2 separate regions of the Homo sapiens genome follow, and region 2 is linked to region 1. A link is an interaction called in ENCODE POLR2A ChIA-PET data of the cell type or tissue named here. Cell type or tissue: IMR-90. All regions are shown on one strand. Each heading gives the region's core, and the rest is flanking DNA. Links, peaks and the distances in the headings are about the cores only.

The links. Peaks named below come from ENCODE experiments on the same cell type or tissue, not always from the same donor. Only the 100,000 strongest peaks of a DNase experiment are listed, where the experiment ranks them.
Region 2: POLR2A ChIA-PET joins it to region 1 with 5 read pairs; 3 of 35 experiments call an interaction of 5 or more read pairs at or near these places.

The regions. Positions count from the first base shown.
Region 1 is chr11:109,013,620-109,016,545 of GRCh38, forward strand. No RefSeq gene overlaps it. Among named protein-coding and RNA genes, the nearest start is that of DDX10, 350 kb to the left of the region's middle. In IMR-90, for the core only: no CTCF peak of the experiment used is centred there; a DNase peak (open chromatin) is centred at 1,822.
Region 2 is chr11:108,677,744-108,680,669 of GRCh38, forward strand. DDX10 (DEAD-box helicase 10) reads left to right here. Exons shown (of 18, transcript NM_004398.4): 5 at 572-692; 6 at 1,628-1,817. Among named protein-coding and RNA genes, the nearest start is that of DDX10, 14 kb to the left of the region's middle. In IMR-90, for the core only: no CTCF peak of the experiment used is centred there; no DNase peak of the experiment used is centred there; H3K27ac peaks cover 188 bases.

The DNA of each region.
Region 1 (2,926 bases), core at 334-2,833:
TGCAAATCAAGATTTCTAACTAAGGCAACTGGCTCATCTGACAAGAAGGTCCATTAGGACTGGGGAAAGGGGTCTATGGGGAACCCCATCAAATGAAAACCCAGTATTTTAGGGTGAGAGAGAATTGTCTAGACTTCCCTGGTGAGAAGGGATCCAGAGTCTAGAGAATTTTCTAACTGGGTTTGTAAGGAAGGACTGATCTTTTATGTGACTGGCTTATGGGAAATATTAACAATTATTCTTGGCTTTTGTCTGTCTTAGCACAACAATCACTGACATTGTCTGTGAACTTTAGGTGGAAATATTACTTTTATAAGCTTCAAGACACCTTCTTTAGTTTATTCTGTGGAACCACATATGGAAATTGTCATTTTTCCCTTTGTCACAACTGGAAAAACAGAAAATTGAAAATATACAGAAAAATACAAAGAAGAAAAAAAATCATTGCAATTCTACTATATGGAGACAGCCAGTTTAAATATTTTCTTACTATTAAAAAACATTTAGCCTGTAGCTATCTATCTAGGTAGCTCTCTGTATCTAAATATCTAACTAGCTAGACATCTACCTATCTAGCTATCTAGTCAACTCTATTTATATTATGTGTTTTCTTAATAAAAATGCAATCATATGGTACTTGCTGTTTGATGATCTAACCTTTCTCCCTTTGCAACATATCATTAACTTTTTTTATATCATAAAGATATTCTACTACAGCATCATTTTAATGAATGTATTGTATTTCTTTATAAGAATATACTATTAGCTATTTCTCCAGTCTCAAATATAAATAATATTAATTAGGCATCTTTATCAGACAATCATCATACGTGGTGATTTCTAAAGGAAACAATATGCTTAAAAAACTACATGAGACAATGGTAAACTAAAAAAGCCAGTGATATTTGCCACATTACCTCTCAAAATGGTTATACTGTTTACCTTTTCCATCAACAGTTTATGAAAGTACCCATCTCCCCAAACCCTTGCCCACATCTTGTATAGACTTTTGTACAAACAAACCCATTTCTATTATTTACTATAATAGTTGTTAATTTGTCCAAATTTCTTAGTTTCTCTTAGCATTTCTTAGTCTGCTATGTGAAGAAAAAATAAATCCTTTCTAGGATTATTGTAAGGGTCAAATAAGATAATTTATTCACAACATTTAGCTCTGTACCTGGCACATAGAAAACATCCAATGAATATTTAGTCATCTAGAAGAGCTAGAAGAGTGAATGGCCAAGAACATGGTTTTGGAGTCCAAGTATCTGAATTAAAACTGAGTCTTCAGCACTGCCTAGTTGTGCGACCCTGGTAGGTCACTTAACCTCTCTGTACCTCATTCCCCGTAAAATTTAGAGAACAGTAATAGTAACTTCCTCACAGGCTTATTGGGAAGATTAATGAATGAATTCATGTCAAGTTCTTAGAAGGAATCTGGCTTGTTGCAAACACTCAATAAAAAGAAGCTATTGTTAGAAAAATATATAATATTTTAAAAATATGTTTAATGTTTAATTTACATTTATTTGGTTACTAGTAAGTTTACATAATTTTAGAAATTATGTGTATCAGTTACTTGCATTTCTTTTGCAAATGCCTATTCATGTTCATTGACCATTTTTTAATTGGCATGTTCATTTATTTTCTTTGAGATTTCTAAGAACACTTTATATATAATATACATAAGAACTGTTTTTGTCATATATGCTGCAAATATTTATCTTGATTTATCTCTTGCCTTTTATTTTTCTTGCCTACGAAGAAATTGAAACATGGCATGACTCAATGGAAAAAGATTCAGAACTCCTGCATCGGCAGGGTTTCCCTCATGGAAATTACAACTTAGTAAAGAAAATGAGTCATATACAAACGGAAATATAGCAAGTAATGAGAGGTAAGAGAGTAAATACGAAATAAGTAGTATCAATAGTAATGGCGAGAGTTGTCTACTTTGTAAAGCTTGTTCCATTGCTGTGCAGTTCAGGTGAGCTATTTTTGTATCATGGAGGTAGTGGGTAATATTCACCATTGAAGTGTCTGTTATGAAGTGATGTTTACCCTTGAAGCAGTGTGAAGTTTGGATTGGAAGATGATTTGAAGCTATGAGACTATCCAAGAGAATGTTGCCATAATCTGGGAATGAGGAGATGAGGAGCTTGATTAGGATACAACCTCAGAACCTTAATGGCAAGTGAATCTTGAAAATGTAGTTTCCAGTCTTCCAGTCCTTTCATACAGATAGAGAGCATACTCCCTGTCTCAAGGAGACCTCTTTAAACTGTTGTCCTAATAATCCTGTACTTACTACTCACCTAGAATTGATCCCACTCTTCATGCATCTGTTTCTCCCCTGGAGTGTGAACTTCTTGGGAGTGGAAATTACCCCATTTCTCTTTGTCTCTTCAGCACCAAACAGAGAGCCTGATTCATAGTGTTCAGTAATGACTCCTGAATACACAGATGGCCCTGCCAGAATCACTGATTTAGTATGGGGAGATCACATTGTTTATGAACTTAGAGCAAGGAGCCAGAGGAAGGAAAGACAGCAGGATAGATCGGAGATAGAGGAAACAGATGGGAGATAGGAGAGATGGGAATTAGAAGGGGAGAAGGGATGTAGAGGGGAGAGATGGGAGATGGTGGGGAGAGTGGGAGATAGAGGGAGAGATACGAGATAGAGGGGGAGGTGGGAGATAGAGGGATAGGTGGGAAATAGATGGGGAGGTGGGAGATAGGGGTAGAGACAGGAGATAGAGGGGGAGGTGGAAGATAGGGGTAGAGATAGGAGATAGAGGGGAGAGATGGGAGATGGGGGAAGGTGGGAGATAGAGGGAGAGGTGGGAGATAGGGGTAGAAATAGGAGATAGAGGGGGAGGTGGGAAATAGAGGAGGACGTGGGAGATAGGGGTAAAGATAGGAG
Region 2 (2,926 bases), core at 145-2,644, 340 kb before region 1:
GGATAAATACTTCAATTTTTATGCAAACATGCACAAAAGAAGAAAGAATAGCATCACAAACCCTTACGTACCTGTTGCCTAACTTTAACAATTAACAACATTCTGTTTTTTCCCACCGCCTCCAGGACTGTGAGAAGTGGTTCTTGTATCAAGGAGAGAACCTCGGCTTTTTTCAGTTCACAAAGTACAGTCCTTGAGCGGTGTCAGAGTCTGTTCAATGTCCCTGGGTCCTGAATTAAAGAATGAGAGTGATTCCAGTTTATGTCAGTTCTGATCCAAATAGGAAATCCTGACTTGGAGTATTCATTTGATTATTTTTTTTTCTTAGCCTCAAAATCCTGGGTATGAATAAGAATTTAGAACTCTGAGCTCCTTATGTCTTCCTGTAAAGACTTTTATTTAGCCCAGAAATGTGGATATGGTTCAGAAATACAAGGGAAAAGTTATGTTTATTTCCAAGAGTATCTAAAATGTTGTGATGAAATGCCCATGCAGATGGCTTTTATAGCTTTGGTACACAGGCTGCTGAGAGTGATGTGTCTGTGTAATCAAAATAAATAACTGTTTTCAGGATCTAAAACACGAAGCTGAGAGGATCAACAACATAAATATACTCGTGTGCACACCAGGTCGGCTTCTTCAACACATGGATGAAACAGTATCTTTTCATGCTACCGACCTCCAAATGTTAGGTGAGTCAAATCAATTTCTAATTTAAAAAAAAAAAAAGCTCAGACTTAGGAGAGAGCCCTTATACATTTTTATGATAGAAATTTTATGTTAGATAAATGTTATGATTCAAAACAAACTTAAAAATTACTGAAACATTTTGGCATTTGGGCTCTAAACCCAGAAAGTAAAAGTAGACTTAAAAAAATCAGAAGAATGTATGTACGCTTATATGTGAAATTAGGCACGTTAGTATTAGACCATGCCAAGGTTTTTAACACCTGCTTCTAATAACTTGAAAGGTCAAATTGGCATTTTTTTAAATGAACTTTTTCTTTTTTGCTTGGGAATACTACCTGATGTGTATTTTTAAATCAACTTTATCTTTGAACATTTTTGATTTGTAGGAAAGTTGCAGTGGAGAGTTCCTGCATTATCCTTCAGCTGGTTTCCCCTAATTTTTTTTTTTTTTTTTTTTTTTTTTATACAGAGTTTCGCTCTGTTGCTAGGCTGGAGTACGGTGGCATGATCTCGGCTCATGGGTTCAAGTGATTCTCCTGCCTCAGCCTCCCGATAGCTGGGACTACAGGTGTGCACCACCACGCCCAGCTAATTTTTGTATTTTTAGTAGAGGCGGGGTTTCACAATGTTGGCCAGGATGGTCTTGACCTCTTGACCTTGTGATCTGCCCACCTTGGCCTCCCAAAGTGCTGGGATTACAGGCCTGAGCCACTGTGCCCAGCCTTCCCCTGGTGTTAATGTCTTACATGACATGGTACTTTTATCAAAACTAAGGTTAACATTGCTACATCATATAAATTCCAGACTTTATTCAGGTTTTACCAGTTTTTCCGCTAATGTTCTTTTTCTGTTTTAGGATCCAATCCAGGATACCCATTGCATTTAGCCTAATGTATATTTTACATATGATAGTTCAACTTGCATTTTCCTTTTTCAGTTCTTGATGAAGCAGATAGAATCTTGGATATGGGCTTTGCTGATACCATGAATGCTGTTATTGAAAATCTCCCCAAGAAACGTCAGACTTTACTTTTCTCAGCAACACAAACTAAATCTGTAAAGGACCTTGCACGCTTGAGTTTGAAAAACCCTGAGTATGTCTGGGTTCATGAAAAAGCAAAATATAGGTATGTACTCTTTGAGTCAATCAAGATAAATGTTTTTTACTTTTTTAGTTTAGGGATTTGGTATTTTAAATATCTGTTTTCTGGGAATTAAGACATTCTATGAGTTATTGGTTATGCAAAGCATAGTAAATATACCAGTTAAAATTACCCAAATTCTGCATATATCTTTAAATGTCAGGGTACTTGAATGTAGCATTTCCCAAAATGTGGTCTGGGAGGGGAACAAATGTTTTTCCATAGATGTTAAGAGGTATTTTACCATTTGCCAACACTACCTCTTAATAAACGAAGGGAGAAGGGATGAAATAGCAAATGGTGAGTCAAAGTGAAACAGTTTTATTTCTATTTCTCACAACCTTTAATATTTTCAGGGACATTGTGATTGTTGAAAGCAGTGGGAGGGAGGTGGATGTAGCTTGCTACATTTACCAAATTTTTTGGGTACGGAATCATCCTTTTTAGCAGGATTATGCAGTACTAATGTGTTATGGAACACATTTTATGAAGTGCATTAATATTTAGCAAAATACCTTTCAGTCTAAAATTCTAGCAACTATTGTTTTGTCTTGGTCTCATTAAAAACTAGAGCTTAAAGTATATGTGTTACAGTAAAAGTATGTATGTTTGTGATATGCAAGTAGTTGGGGAAATTTTTATTTATCTCTTTTTTTCGAGACAGGGTCTTGCTCTGTCACCCAGGCTGGAGTGCAGTTGTGTGAATATAGCTCACTACAGCCTTCAACTTCTGGGCTCAAACAATCCTCCTGCTTCAGCTTCCTGAGTAGCTGGGACAACCAGGGCATACCACCATGCGTGGCTAATTTTAAAATTTTTTGTAGAGTTGAAGACTTACTACATTGCCCAGGCTGGTTTCAAATTCCTGAGATCAAGCAATCCTCCCACTTTGGCCTCCCAAAGTGTTGAGATTACACTCAGGCATGAGCCACTGTGCCCAGCTGGGATATGTTTTAAGTTGTATTTTCATATGACAATTAGAAGCATATATATTTGGTATGAATCACTGCAGACTTCCAGGAGAAATGTTTTCCAGTAAATATAAAGTTGGATTTTTTGTTGAAGATAGCAATGTAAATTCAACTCTTCTATTA